Regions from separate parts of the Mus musculus genome. Here region 1 is linked to region 2. A link is a loop called in an ENCODE intact Hi-C map of the cell type or tissue named here. Cell type or tissue: heart. All regions are shown on one strand.

Region 1 (8,000 bases), 56 kb after region 2:
AAGTCATACAATTCAAAGACAGCAAAATAATATTAGTTACAGGTAGCAAAGCTAATGTGTGAGTACAGGACTGTGATGATGAAAGGGGGAAAAAGATTTGGTTCAAAGATGAGTAATTGTGAAAGATAACTTGTAACTGAAACTACAGTTTGAAAATATGAAAGACATGGTCTATTTTTTTCTAAGCAAATACACACTACTCAAAATTGACTCAACCAAGGTAAAAATAAAAATCATCTGTCCTTTTAAAAATCCATGAGGCACAGATGGTTTTTGAGGGTCATCTAAGGAACTCTCAATGAATAGATAACCATGTTAATAATTGAAATGTTTCTGAGGGGGAAACTGGAATGTTGGCAGAATCATCCTTTTAGGTTGGTATCACTCAATGAATGATCAGCTATCTCTAACAAGCACCATTTTATTCATAGGAGTGGAATAAACTACCCTTATGTAAATAAACAATTTGAATGCAGCAGTATGCTTGCACAAAAAGAACAGACTATGCAAGTAGAGTTTGCAGACCCTAGCCCTAACCCCTAACCCTACAGCAACACTGTCAAGTAGCATGCTAAATCAGGGGATGAAAAAATGGATTTTTCAGGGGTGATGTGGAATAATTGGCTTCTAACCTCTGCATTACTCCTTTGCACAAATATAATAGTTACAAACCATGAAAACATTTAGGGAAAGAAACACTGTTGAGATTCTGGGGTAGAAAGTCTCACTTAGCAAGATGGGAAATGTAGAAGTGACTATACTAACTTTTACTGGGATTAAGGGGACTCCATAAACAGAACTCAAGTCATTAAAAAATTATGGGGACTGAATGGAAACTTCCATGTGTAGTACTATGGCACTGCTGACTAATAAAAGCACAGTAGGAAATAATATCGATCCATTTAAAAGATCAGTAACATTGATAGCTATCTAGTAAGTTTGGTTTTAAAATAAGTAAAAGAGAAGTGATAGACAATTTCAACAGAAAGTATTAGGAAAGCAAAGAGGATTTTTTTGGAACAGTGTCAGAGACATACATACATACATACATACATACATACATACATACATACATAAAAATAGCAAGACAATACTTTGAAACTTTGTGCTGGAACGTTGAACATATAAATGAGATAATTTTCAAGAAATATAGAAATCACTAAAATTATGTCAAGAAGTAGGACATTTTGGGGTAGGGTAAATCAATGCTATGTGTGCATGAAATTTAGAAGAAAATTCAACTTACCTCTAGGAAGCTGACTAGTGGGGAAAGGAGTCTACAGGGCTCAGTGGAAGGAGGCACCCACTTGCTAAAACCGTACTCTGCTTTGAATAATATGCAGTAGCTATGAATTAATTTAGTTAAAAGATAACTAAAAATTGTTTAGTGTTGACTCCATGGGAAGTCATAGAAGTAGGAAGGAGGTGGGTTAAAGGTTGGAGTTGATGCAATCCAGAAGTAGCCATGTGGAGCCACCACACACACACACACACACACACACACACACACACACACACACACACACAATCAGATTCTCTCATTGTGGACTGTCATCCTGAGATCTCAAGTTTATCAAGGAAATCTGAAATAGGCAGAGCCATAGGAAAAGCAAAGCAGACACGAGTTTGAATCCCTACCGGTGACAAGACTTTGGAAAGGTCCGTTCAAATCTCCAGACCCCAAGGAATAGACTCTTCACTTGCGCAAATACACCAGGGGCTCAAAGGCTCCTGCCAAGTTGTTAAGCAAGTCTGATTTCAAGGAGAACTAGGGACAAGGGGGAGGGGCAGCGGCTCCTTTCCCCACAGGGGCAGGTAGGCACCTCCCCCACCCTCACTGCCCCCTCCTTTCAGCTTCCTCGCTCACACCCACCCACACAGCCCTCTCTGTTCCCGGCTGGAGAGCCTTTCTCGGGCGCCAGCGGGCAGCAGTGGAGCCAGCCAGCAGAAGCCAAGCTGCAGGACTGGGCTGCGCAGGAGCTCTGCAGCTAGAAGCTGCAGTCTAGGGAGCATCCTCACATTTCTTTAATACTTCTTTCTCTTATTAAATACTTCTTTCTCCTTGGCCACCACAAGTTGGAAGATCAGGGTGATTCGAATAATTGGCACAGAGGTTTCATTTGTGGCCCTTGAAGAAGTTCTGAGCAAGTCATTCAACGGCATCCACGAAGACAGGGCTAGTTCAGCTTCTGGCTCTGCTTCAGACAGGCAGAGCCCTCCTGGAGCCAACCTGAAGCCGCAGGAGGAGGTGCTGTGGAAGTGATGGCTCTGTCCAAGTCCTGGACCAAGGTAGCATCTCTGGGTAAGCAGGTAAGCCCCCCCCCCACGGGTTAAGTGCACCTCAAAGGCTTTCTGCTGGTCACCTAGGTGAGTCTAGAGTCTCCCCAGAAGTAAGTCTGCGTTTTCTAGCCAGGGCAGGAGGCGGGGCTGGTAGGAGAGAGCCTGTTTTTATCACAGGAAATTGTGGGAGACTGGAATGAAAGGATTTAATGTAAAATATATATATTTGCATTAACGCGTGGGGATGACATGCGTAGGAGCCAGGGACTTTTGTAGGAAATGGTTGCAGATTGGGGCAGGCTGTTGGGCGTCTGGGTTTTTATAGGAACTAAAACTGGAGCAAAGCCTTACGTTTTTTGCATAAACCTGTGGGGAGTGGGCAAAGACAAGGTGTGATTCTGAAAATGTGCACAAAATTGTAAAGTGTATGTGTCTGAGAATTTCTGAGAAATGATGGGAGGAGCATTTACGGCTCTGACTTCAATTGACTCCGCCACCCCACCCCCACCCATAATCAGTCCTCAGGAAGGGACCCAAAGACACTGATAGCAATGGATTCCCATACACCAGGCGCAGCCACACCCCGGGTTTCAGCACTTCGGACAGAGCCCTTTCCCACCTCCACCCCTGCAGCTTTAAGCCAGAGGCGCTGTTTAGTTCCTCCGCAGTTACCTCTGCATGGTGGGCGGTGACTCCCTGGGTTTGGCAAAACGGGGCTCTTGAACCGAAAAGACGAATATTTGTGAAGTTCAGTTTTTAATCGGCTTCTAACTGCTTCCTGTGACTACAGAAGGAAGGGGCGGAGTGCAAAGGTATCTTTCCAAGGTTCCGCGAATGCTGCAGCTAAACGAAGTGGCCTCCTCTGTTTGGGAGGGTGTATCCAAACTTTCCAAAGTACTTATCTTTTATAAGTCGCTTACCGCATGCCAACACCCGGTGCCAAATGCTCTATATAGATTGTATAATTTTATATACCATAATAGTTCCATTTCTATGCTATTTTTATTCCCATTTTTCAGTCGAGAAATGAAGCAAGAGTGACTAAGAGGCTTGTCCAAGTTTATACAAACAGGGACTGTTACAGCAGACTGAATCTTAAACTCCACCCCAGCCTGCACAAGTGGAACCATAAGCCTGAGCTAAGTCCCTTTGTGCAACAGCTCTGAAGTGGGGGTTAGCGTGGACAGAATGAGATCAGACTTGTAGTGCTGTGTCTTTGGACAAAGTTACTGAATATGTTTTAATTAAGGACCAGTGTTTGGGACTGCAGCTCAGTTGGTAGGATGTTTGCCCAGCATGCTGAAAACCCTGTGTAAGACTCTCAGAATCTGTAAAACCAGGCATGGAGCCTGCATGACTGCAATCTAATACTCTGAAGGGGAAGGCAGGAGGACCAGAAGTTCAAAGCTATCCTCCCTTACATGTGATTTTGAGGACATTAAGATATATAAGATCCTGTTTCAAAAATAAATAATGAATAAAAAAATGTTAGCATTAGGATAGTGGTTCCCTGACAGAATCAATCTCTCTCTCTCTCTCTCTCTCTCTCTCTCTCTCTCTCTCTCTCTCTCTCTCTTTCTCTCAGTGTGTGTGTGTGTTCATGTTCATTGGATTTTAATTGTGGTTGGTGGAATTAGTGAGGACAGAACAGGAGGTGTAAATGACAGTCATGCACAATACTATTATACTTGGGTTCAGAGCAGGGCAAGGCCCCATGGATGGGATGTGTGACAAGAGTACTACAGTGTAGTAACCATTTGGGATTTTTAAAGCAGGACTTCTTGCAGGACCTTCACATATTGCCTACCATTTGATCCTTATAACAATACTGTGAAGTAGTCAGGACTTGGAGTTATTCTACTCATTTGGCAGAAGTATCCTGGGTCTGAATTCCAGTGCCTTATGTACCTACCTAGCAACAGAGCTGAAATTCTAGACAGCTCTTTGGCATCTTTGTTTTGTAGCCCTCCTGCCTAGGACTGGTACTTCCTTAGGAGTGTGGATTTTGGTAATTTCAGCACTAAACATATTTAGATAGTATTAACATGTGACTTATAAACTAACTTTGAATCAACCTAATACATTTATATTAGTTATATTCTATTTTGGTTCAAATGATCTCAAAACCATCTTTAAAGAGTCACAAGATACCAGGCTTGTATTCAGTAGTAGTTGAAAAAGTAAAGGGGAAACAAGATGAAACTATATCCAGAAACAAATGACTATAAAATGTTTATTAAAAAGTCCTAGAAGCCTGCTTTGGGTCATTTAGAGCAAAATTTACCTAAGCCATTTCAGTAAGGCATTACTAATTGTAAAGATATTCACAAATAGTCTATAGACATTTTCCTTTTGCATAATCTCTCTCAGATTATTAAAATATCTGCTTATATGACAAATGAGCGATGATAACTGGAAAATTGTTGGACCTGAGACTGAAGAGAGTAGCCATGAAGTAAATGATATTCTGACATCACATCTTTACCAAAGCAATTTATGATGACTCACATGATCATATGCACCTTAAGCTTTCTGGGGAGAAAAGCCTCTGCATTTATTGTCTTATTTGAGACTTCTAACAACTTTGAAGAGGTCAGCAGTAGGAAGGGTGAGAAATGGCAAAGCAATGGCATGGTGGCCTTTTGCTTTTGTGCAAACCCCTGACCTATATGACCCAGATAAGTCACAAATGTATGAATGGCTCTAGTTGTAAGACTATAGAGAATAATAGGGTTTTCTCATGCTGAGTAACGAGTAATTCTCCCCAGCATATTCAAATACAACAATTAAAATATGCCAAGGGCTGAAGAGATGGCTTAGCAGTTAAGAATACATGTTCTTGCAGAGGACCCAGGTTCTATTCTCAATCCTATATGTCACCTCACAGCCATTCCACATATTCTTCTGACCTTCTTAGGTACCTGGCATGCACATGGTATATAGACACACATTCAAGCAAAACATTCACACACAGAAAATCAAGCAAACAAACCTAAGAACATTTAAAATGTCCTGCCAGTCAAACCGTGGCATGATGACTGTGGGCCACATGGCTCTCAGGCCTTTAATTTGTAGACATGGTCTGATATACTCAGACCAAAGACAGAAAGATGTGGTAATGAATGATTCTAGGTTCAAAGAGAAAATGGCTCAAAGCCTATCATTTTTAGTTCCTACTTTTAATCATGAAGATTGAACAAGGGACATAATTCTATAGTTTCAAGGACAACAAAATAACAGAAAGACTTCAAGACAAAGATGGTACACACTCATACTCTGTCATGCCAATCAGACAGTACATGATTTAACTTTTGGATGTTGAGGGTGTTTAGTCTTTGGCATTTATCTTGTAGCCCTGATACCTTGAAAGTCCTGTGAGTCTTCATCATAGTTATGTTAAATAAGTTAAAATCTAAAGGATCATAGAGAGGTGTGTGTAGTGGGCAGGTCAGGAGACAGCATTTGTCTTTGGCCTGGAAATCCTGAAATGGGCTACCTGGATATTCTGGGAACACCAGAAATCTTTCTGTCTCTGTTTCCCCAGCACTGGGTTGCTAAGTGCAGTCCAACCTACCCTTCTTTTTCATAGGAATTCTAGGTCCTAAATTCAGGTCCTCATGTTTGGAAGGCAAGTGCTTTACTGACCCAGCATAGGGTAATGTTTTAAAGATAAAATAACGGTCCATAGGGCAGTCAAGGTGATAGGATTTCAAAATTCAGAGGACATATTAGCTGTTTCCAATGAGAGATGCAAATTTAGAGACCCTAATAAGTGCCCTGTCTTCTCAGGTCTGCTTAGCATTCACTTTGTGGGGACAATAGAAGACACATTTCAACTAAAAAAAATCCCAGGGTTTGGTTGACTCTCCCATAAAATATATTACTGGCCAGTTCCACCTTCCTGATTTTCTCCAGCTTCACTCAGCCTCAGCCTCTGTACTGTGGTATCCCCAATTCTCTTTGCCCCCACAGGCTCCTACAGTGCTTCCAATCCATTCCCACCCGCTCACCAATGATTATGTCACCTTTTCTATTACACCTCTCCACTCTTTGATATTTCCACATACCAGCATCTACTTTCAGGACAACAGTCTAAAGGGTGTTGCTGGTCCCACCAGTTATCTCACCACCAATGCCTGTGCCCCTTTACTCCTGACTATCTACCACAAGGCTCTCTAAGTTTCTGTGCTATGCTACCTTTTCCTTTATAACCCTAGGTGTAGTGTCTTCCATATTTTGGTTCAAGAAACTCCCATTCACCCTTTTCAAGGGCTATCCCAATTGTGTGTTCATTAACAATCCTTTCCTAATCTGAATCTTTAGTACCTCATGGTATTCATCTCTCCCTGCTGTATATTCGCACTCTATTTTTGGAATTACTATATCAAACTACAATTATTTCGCACAGAGGTGAGAACATGGACTTTGAGGTGAGACTGCTGGATTCAAACTCTAACCCTCCAACCTGGTACTTACGTAGTTTTAGAGAAGTGGCTTTATCTCCATGACAACACCCAGTTTGAAATTCAATTTAAGAAAGGGACAATATTACTGTTCATTGCATGCTATTGTTGTAAGGATTAAGTGGCAATGTATAAAAATATTGTCATTACTCAGCACATTGCTTGGTACATGGCAAGCATAACATAAAAGTTATTACTATTATCTTTCTTCTAAATTATAAGTGTCTGCATTCCATAATCTCTTTACCTTCATATCTGACATCAGTATACAGACTAGGTTTGGTGATGAATAAATGAACAGAGACAAAAATCATATTAATTAACTGAAAGTCTTCTACAGTGCCTTTTCTTATACTCCAAAGGCAAAAACAAACAAACAAACAAAAAACCAAAAATAACAACAACAACAAAAAACCTCAGGAGAGAGAATTATTTTTCCAATGGTCCTCTTAGCTTATTGGTTGGTTTACTCAGTTACAATTACCTGAGAGGTATTTGGAGTTACACAGATAAAATAGTCTCACCTACATTCAAGAAGTTAGCAGACATTTCTGGTGGGATAACCTAGTCTTCCTCCTAAAGCAGCCGGGTTCCAAGAGGGAAAACATAGATGTTTCATGGTCTAAAAGGCTTTACTAAAAAGTGACAGTGTTATTTTGCCCATTTTACTGGCCAACTCTTCACACATATACCAGGACAAGAGAATTTAGTCATGGTTTATAGCTTACCACAAGTATCAACCTAGGCATGGGATGACTGGATCAGGATGTAGGCTTTAATTTAGTAAAGTGGTATCTATTTATACTCCAGCAGGTTCTTGATGGGCTCTGACTTCCTGCATCCTTTGGGTTACTATTCTGTGCAACATTGAGTGGTACCTTGTGCTTTGATTTGATTTTCTTACAGTAGTAATGAGGCTGAGTACCTTTGATGATCACGTAAAGCTCATGGGTCATTTGTGTATCTTTTTTTGGAGGAAGTGATTTGGAGGAGTTCTTTATATAGTGTAGATATGAGTCATAGTAATTTTACTCAACTTTTCCTCTTGGACCTTGATTGATTTTTCTCTTGATTACAAAGGAAGTAGCATTTGGGCTGATGTTTGGAGGATGATGAATAATTAAAGAAGAGCAGGGAGTCCTTGTAGTTAGAAACAAGAGCAGTGCCAGGAGGGGGGATAGTGGGCATATTTAAGAAACAGTTACATTTTAAGGTAGGCAGAACGTGAGAAGAGCTGGCATTGTAGGGGATGATTCT
Region 2 (8,000 bases):
ACACTTTGTAATCTAAAGACCTAGGGCTGAGTCCAGAGCTCAGTGGTCAAGTGCTTCCTGCATAAATGTGAGGACCAGATTTCATTTTCCCAGAGTCCTCCTAAATGTTGGATGGGCATGGCAGCTTGCCTGTACTTGAAGTCTTAGAGGACAGGAAATCCCCAAGCATGTTCTGGGGGAGCTCTGGGTTTGATTTAGAGGGTCTGCTTCACTGAATTAAGTAGAGGAGTAATGGAAGATGATCCCTGACATCCACCTTGAGCCTCCACATGTACACATATATGTGCACTCCTACATGAGCACAAACACACAGGCTAACACTCATGCACAAACACACACACCATACATGTGTATATAGAAAAAGAAAATAAAAATATTTAGGGGAAGAACCGTGGTGTAAAATATTAGCAATACAAATGGAAGCTTTGGGTCTGGTAAGGCAGTTGAGCATTCAAGAACATTTGCCACTAAACTTGGTGACTTGAGTTCTATCTCCAGGTCTCAAATAATGGAAGGAAAGAAATGACTCTCACATGTTGTCCTCTGACCTCCACACTGACACTGTGGCACATGACTGTCTGTCTCTCCCAAGGCAACAATCAATCAATCAATCAATCAATCAAACAAATGTAATTTAGAATACTTTAACCTTTAAAGTAATAATCTTGGGATAGGATTAGCTTACTTAATAAGGGGGGGCATACTTAGTAATTACAAAAAAATGATTACTAACCTAAATATAAAAATTCTGAGTTAGCTGTGTTGCAACATAAAGATGGATGGTAAGTGGTGGGTAGAGATGCATACCAAACCCTTCACACTCTAAGAATGGTCTATTCCACACTATTAACGCCACTGTCACCAGCCACAAGGATCTACTGACATCTGAAGCAAAGCTGGTATGACTGAAGAAATGAATTCCTCATCTTATGTAAGCTCAGCTAGTTAGATGCAGATAGCTGCACAGTGACTGTTATATAGGCCAGAACAACCCTTATAGAATATTCCTCAAAGTCGTATGACCAGCAAAATTCAGTCATACAAACAAACCACTCTAAAGGGTAGGCCCATGCCAGGCAGTGGATTGCCAACCCAAAATGAATCTTACAGGTCCTTTGCACTTATGTGATGACTTTCAGTTTTGTGTTTCTGTGGGAGTCCTGTGTGAGCAAATGTTTGTGTCTCTGTGTCTATATCTGTTTCTCAAGCTTTAAAAAAACCAAAGTTCCTTTTCTTTTGTTTGTTTTGTCTAATTCTGATTTTTTGTTTTATTATATTTTATTTTATTCTTATTTCTCAAGGGCCTGTTTGTTTTCTAACAAGGGACAGAAAGGCTGTGTGTCCAGATGGGAGGAAGAGTTGGGAGGAAACTGGGAGGAGTAGGAAGAGGAAAAGAAAATCAGAATATAGTGTATAAAATGTATTTTCAATAAGAAAGGACAGTTGTACAAATGATACAAATTGATGAGAAAAAAGCCAAGATAGAAAGATGAATGAATTATACAAGGTGAAAATTTATAGGAAAAGAAGTACAAACAGAAAAATAAATATTTACCTAAGGACACTTGTTAAAGGTATGGAGAAATGTCAAATTCTATATCATAGATGGGAATATAGATTACTATAGGCCTTGTGGGAAATTCTCTGTTGTGACTGAAATCGTGGGTACCTTTGATACAGCTCACCTCCTTTTCACTAAGGATATATTTTTAAAATAATAATTTCAAATTTACACTCATGGGTGTATCTCTGCAAGAGCATAGTCATATGTGTGCAGGTACCCATGGAGGTTAGAAAAGGATGCTGAGTCCCCTACAACTGGGTGATGGCAGCTATGATCTATCTGATGTGGGTACTGGGAAAGGTATTCGGGCCCTCTGGAAGGGCAGGAAGTGCTCTTAATTGCTGAGCCATTTCCAGCCCCTAAGAATTCATCTTATAAGAACAACAGACAGGCCACAGGGAGTCCTGTACTAGAAACATACTGCCCTAGAAGGCATACTGATTGAATTACTCAATCTCTGTTAAGTATTTGGGTGGTCTTCAGTGCTTTGATTTTATTTTACTTTATTTTTGGAACTATCTTACATGTATACAGTATATTATGATTCATTTCATCTCCCATTACCCTCTCATCTTCCTGCCTATCCCTTCTTTCTAACTAGTGCTTCTCTTACGTGCCTTTAACATTATTGTTGCTGCACTGGTGCTTGAATTAAGAGCCATACACACTCCCAGTAAGTGCTTTGCCATCAAGCCAGGTCCCCAGACCTTTTTTTTTTTTTTACTTTTAGTCTCGAGTCTCACAGGGTGGTTTTGAACTCACTTCTGGAGCTCTGGAAAGCCTTCTGTTTGACATTCTCAGGCTTCTGCCATCATAAATAATAGATTTCAGTGTGATGTTCATTTTCATAATAAATATCACATACATTGATCCTATTTGCATCCCTGCTGCCCTCCCTGCCCCCCTTAGCTCCTTAGGTCAGCCCCCTCCATCCATCAAGTAGTCCCCTCTTCTGCTTCCATCCTTCATATATTTTATTACCTTGCTTTGTGTCCCCCACCTTAGGGGTCTTCCTTCCCACTCATACACATGAGTACAGTGTATAAGTCTAGATTTCACATATACAAATATGAGGTATCTGTCTTTCAGAGCCTGGCTTACTCTCATCAACATGATAATCTCCAGTTGCATCTGTTTCTCACAAATGTCTTAATTCCACTCTTTAATTTACACCTGAATAAAACTCCACTGTGCATATATACAGCATTAAAAATACATTTTCACTTTCTTTACAAGGATTAAATCACCCAAAATGGGATGTTGGGTTTAAGGTATAGGGATTTTTAAGGATGTTTAATAAATATTGCTAATTTATCCTTTTCTGACCTATTCGAGCTAACTTTTTGTTGTTCTCAGTATCTGCGTTTGCACAGTTATTGTGATGTTTTGTGGTTAACTGGCAACCTTCATTTATTTTCCCCACAAAGTTGCAATATAGATAGGGTTGAGGGGACTAGTTTGCCTCTCCTCCACGTAATGTCAGCTAGGGCCTAAGAGGAGAACTTTGAGGATATTTCACTCACATGGTTGGCAAGATGGTGCTGTACCTCAGCTCAGAACTGTCCCAGGGATGTGTCTGGAACACTTGCACATGTTCTAGTGGTGTTGGTTGGTATTGGCTTCTTTACAGCATGGTCAAGATCTTAGAACCAGTGTCCCAGGAGGGCTGGAGCAATTGTATTGCTGCCTCTAACCTAGCACCTAGAGCACCTCTTTCATTGTCCTAGCAGATCCAGATTTAAAAGAAGGTGACTCAGACTCCATTTCATTATAGGAGAAAGCCCCCGACAGACCAAGAAGGTCTGTGGGAGGCAAGATGCTGCTGTGATCCCACTTGAAAAGCAGCTGTGGTTGTTCAGGGTGAAACCCACGGTGCAGTCTACCATTTGGACGCTAGAGGGCGGACTCTTGAAGCTGTTTCTGTCAGTACTCGAGGCCCAGTTTACTTTTGTCATGCTGAAGACCACACACTTCATAACACAAGTATCTTTTCCTTTGGGAGAAGTCTGCAGCCTGGACCTAGTGGTACAGTGGGAGTTCCGTGGGGGAAAGATGCTTATAGTTCAAAGGCTTCATTCATACATTTACTCATTCATTCATCTACCACCCACTTACCCAGCCATTCATTCATATCCGCCCTCCCACCCACCCATCCATCCTATTATTCACTCGGCGGTTCATTCAGGAAACGTTCATCGTGCAGCTACTATGATCCTTGCTGGATGCTGAGGAGACACTAATGAGTAAGCGGCCCCGCTGGTAGGCTCTTCCAGTTTGGATTGTGGGATTTCTCGGAAGCAGCCAGAAACTGCATTACAGGCTTTTTATTTTCTGGTACCCAGTTGGCCGATTACACCAATAACTTTCACGTTTGTAAGCATAGCTGTTTTAAAGGAACGGCAGCAATGTCTTGGCCCACAAATGGTCTTAATGTGTGGTTTGAGTCTTTTCATAGTGAAATGCGACCAGGGTTTTCATCTTTTACATCTGGATCTGTCTCTTATTGTTGTGCCTGTTTTTTTGGCTGACCTGGAACTGGCTATGTAGGCCAAATTAGCCTTGAACTCAAAAAAATCTGCCCAACTCTGCCTCCCATATGCTGATATTAAAGGTATATGCCATTACACTTGAGTTTTTTCTTTTTTGCCCTTGAATTGTGTCTTTGAGTCAACCACTAGGGCACATACATAGTTGTTACGTGAATTATGAAAGCAATCCACGCTACGCCTGCAGCACCGGCAGGCAGGATGGCCCCATTCTCAACTTTGTAGAGTGCTAAGTTCCCATGGTGGGTCGTTGCCATGCCAGCCCCACGCTTCCAAATTCCCATGGTCTTTGGGGGTGCACTTCTTGCAAACCCATGCTTTGCCCTTGTTCTCTGAAACTCAGTTGAGTTGCACCATGAAGGAAAATACCACACAAACTTAGTTCAGAATTAACAGGTAACACAATCGTTGGGCACAGCAACTAGCATCCTAATTTGTAAGCCATTCTAAGTTAAATCCTCCAATAGTGGGTCCCAACAGATCCGCCACCTGAAAAAGGGCGCCTCCACTACATTTTGGCCTCCTCATCTCCCATCCACCAGCCAACCATCTTCTCCTGCTTCCCCTCTTAGACCTGGAAGTCCCGCCTACTCCTCGCCCAACGATTGGTCCTCCGAAATCTTTATTCTTTAGGGGAAGGTTCTGCCACAGTAGCAAGAGGTCACTTAACTTTTGAATAGCCACAGAGAATTCCCTAGCACTTAGCTGGCTTCTATCTCTCCTTGCCTGTACTTCAATCTAGGTTCAGAGACTGGCATTCCTGTCCCCTCTCCATTGTGGCCATGGCTAGCCTTTATAAAGGGACCTTTTGATTCTCTGTAGTGCAGCTCTGCTCCGGCTGTATCTATGTTCCTTGGCCCCACTTGCCTGCTTCCAGATTTAGAAAACCTCTGAGCTAACCAGGTTATGAAAATGTGACTTGTTTACTGAATGGTTGCAATAAGAAGGCGAGGTAGCTTGTTCTTTTTTTCCCCCCTGTAAATCCCCCTACTCTTGCCGAGCTCTTTTCTCTGGGTAACAGCCCTGTCAGGGATGGTGCGGTCTCCTTCCAGAAAGTTCTGTCAGTTGCCTTTATGAAGAACTCAGCACTGTTCATTTGCAGATGCTGGTCTCACATCTATTTAAAGCGCTTCTTTTTTTTTTTTTTCCCCAGCGCAGGTGAGACAGGGTGAGCCTGTTGTTTGAGATGAAGCCTGGAAGCTAGGCTAGGCTGAGGGGTGGTGGCATGGTCTGCTCTTTCTGCCTGTACCCCACCCCCACCCCCCACCCCCATGGGGTCAGTGTGGGTGGAGAAGGGGAAGACAGGTGTTTTCTTCACATCTCTTTTGCAATTGTCTTTGTGCTGGGCCAGCACTGTCAGGAGAGCTTCTACAGCTAGGTATGATCCATTTTCCTTGATCTTGCTTCCTGTTTTCTTGGTTGTGCCTCCCGACCCCCATGACATCTTGTTTCTCCAAGCATAGCTCACACAAACATAGATGGAAGTCTGTAGACAGAGCGCATGTCTGACTGGGGAGCCATAAGCGGCGCTCCTTTCACTTGGGGGTGGGGGGAGAAATACCTTATTTCCTACCAAAAAAAAAAAAAAAGGCCTGCCAGGAAGAGCAGGATAAAATTCTCTCTTCTGGCAAATATGGCATTTCCTGGACAGTACCTATCCCTGCTTCTAGTCTTCCCTGCTGTCCAGGGCTAGGGCAAAGGAAGGCTTACAGGAATGCTTTTCCTGTATAGCAGCTCTGAACTGGCCTCGCTTGCTTCTGAGACACTGACTACGGGGGCTGCTAATTGCTACGGGGGCTGCTAATTGTATAGACTTCAAGTGTGAGGTAGTTGTTATCATTCATAGTGAGAGGTTGGTTTTGGAACAAGAAAACAGATGGAGACCTCGTGTACTCCTGGACGCCCATAGTGGTTCTTCAGGGGGCTATTTGTGAAGAAGTGAGGTTAGAGCTCTAGGTCTCTTGAGTTCTGTTTTTCTCTCCTACTTTCTGCTGTCTCAGGCACTAAGTCATCCAACAGTAGGGGTCCTGGAAGAAATTGTTGGACCAGTGATGTGTATGTCACCATCACACAAATGGTTTGGGCCCCATAAAAATACCAGGTTGGGCCTGCAAGGGCTCTGTGGGTGAAGGCGCTTGCCGCTGAGTCTGGGGATCCAGATGGTGGAGGAAGAAACCTAACCCCCGCACTTTGTCCTCTGCCCTTTATGTGTGCACACATCTCCTCCCCAACAAAATGAGTAATTGAGGTGTAACAAAAAAATTAAAAATATATTTTAAAAAGTACCAGTCTTGAGATAGCTTCCCAAAAGCTATCCAGAGGGGAGGCTGTGGGCTGATGGGAGAAGCAGAGAAGGAGGGAGCTCGAGTCTCCAGCTGCACTGCTCTTGTGTTGCTTGCTTTAAATCTGCACTGTCAAAATATACCCCAAGGGCTCTGTCTCTAGGGACCAACCTAGTCGTGGCTGAATGATCCCGCGGCCCCATGAGGACTGGTTAGCGTACAAGCAGAATAGACTTTAGTCTGCTGTTGTCTACACACAGGATGCTCCTATCCCAAGCTCCACCAGGTCCTCATGGGTATTGTGTAGCTCCTGTTTGGGGCTGGTTGCAGTGCTGAAAGGTCTCAGTGATCTCAGGTCTGTTTCCTCAACTAAAGAATGGGTTGACCTGACTGATCGCCAGAAAACGGTGTCAAAGCTCTGAGCCCTGAAACACCAGGTTTCCCCCTTGTTTTTCTACCTTCAACTATAGCCCTTCTTTGTTGAGCCTGGAACCTACCCTAGACTCTGCTGTCCTCTCTTCTGAGGTTTGTGCTATGTCTTCACTCTCTGATTCAATTATGTCAAGTGTGGTGGGCTTCTCCCTTGTCTGTCTTCATTTTCAGACATTCTGCCCAGGACTACTCAGATGCCCTGAGAACCAGGCTTAGGGCAACTGTCCCCCCCTTTTTTTCATATGTCCATGTTTAAGTGGGACTCTGTGGTCACCACTATCAGATGATGTATGGACATCCAATTCAGGCCACTGTTAGTGGCCCTAGCCTTCCATCCTGCAGCCACTCTGCTTTGCTGAAGAAACTCTGATGGGCTCAGAGGCACTGACAGCGATGGGGTGAGTTGTTCTAGATGCTCGGCTGAAGGCTTGAAGAACACATTGGTGATTTCAGCCTGGCTCACACAACTTGCGCCTCTGTGTCCATGTGGCTGGATGGTGCTTCTCTCGTTTCTGTAAAAGCTCATTGTCTGATGATATCCTTTAGTATTCTCAGCCCCAAAGCTGTGAAAGATTTGCTTAGAGGAAGATTTCTGAGCTGCCCAATCATGCTATTAGGGAGTGCTGCATGCGAGCTTCCCCTTAGCTGTCTATGTGTCCACTGAGAGTACGCCTGTGTCCTAGCAGAGTCCCTTGTGTTGCATTGGGGAGTCTTTGATTCTGATTCTCTGTTTCAGCCACTCTCCTGATATCCTGCGCAGCCTCAACAAATGGAGTCTTCTGAGCTAAGGGGAAGTTACCTTTGCAGGTTCACTTTGCTCATCCCTTCTGACGAAGAGTCTTCCTTTTTATTATGAGATGCTCATTGTCCTGGTGATGGAGAAAAAGTCCTGAATTGGAAGAGGGGTGATGATTAATGCTGAAATATCTCAGGAAGTCTCCTGCCCCTGAGCTGTGGGCAAAATTCTGCTTTGTCTCTGCTCATATGTTGGAGACTTCTTGAGGTCACAGAACTCTTAAAGCCCTGGGGACTCAGACTGGTCTGATTGCTTCTTCATGTGGGCTCCAGGAAGAGGGCTGTCTTGGTTGAGGTAAGACTCTCTGCCATGCGTGGCCTTCACTATGAGCCTCTGTGGCCCCCATCTTTTCACTCCTTTGTCACAATGGACCCATAGCA

What was found. Peaks named below come from ENCODE experiments on the same cell type or tissue, not always from the same donor. Only the 100,000 strongest peaks of a DNase experiment are listed, where the experiment ranks them.
Region 1: it touches region 2 in a loop (5-fold over the local background); 6 of 42 quality-filtered maps call a loop at or near these places.

What each region holds. Positions count from the first base shown.
Region 1 is chr9:89,732,385-89,740,384 of GRCm38, reverse strand. It overlaps Ankrd34c (ankyrin repeat domain 34C), which reads left to right and starts at 1,910. Exons shown (of 2, transcript NM_207260.2): 1 at 1,910-2,302. In heart, no CTCF peak of the experiment used is centred here; no DNase peak of the experiment used is centred here; H3K27me3 peaks cover 1,798 bases.
Region 2 is chr9:89,788,710-89,796,709 of GRCm38, reverse strand. No RefSeq gene overlaps it. Among named protein-coding and RNA genes, the nearest start is that of Mir184, 9.6 kb to the left of the region's middle. In heart, a CTCF peak has its summit at 3,449 (motif pointing right); no DNase peak of the experiment used is centred here.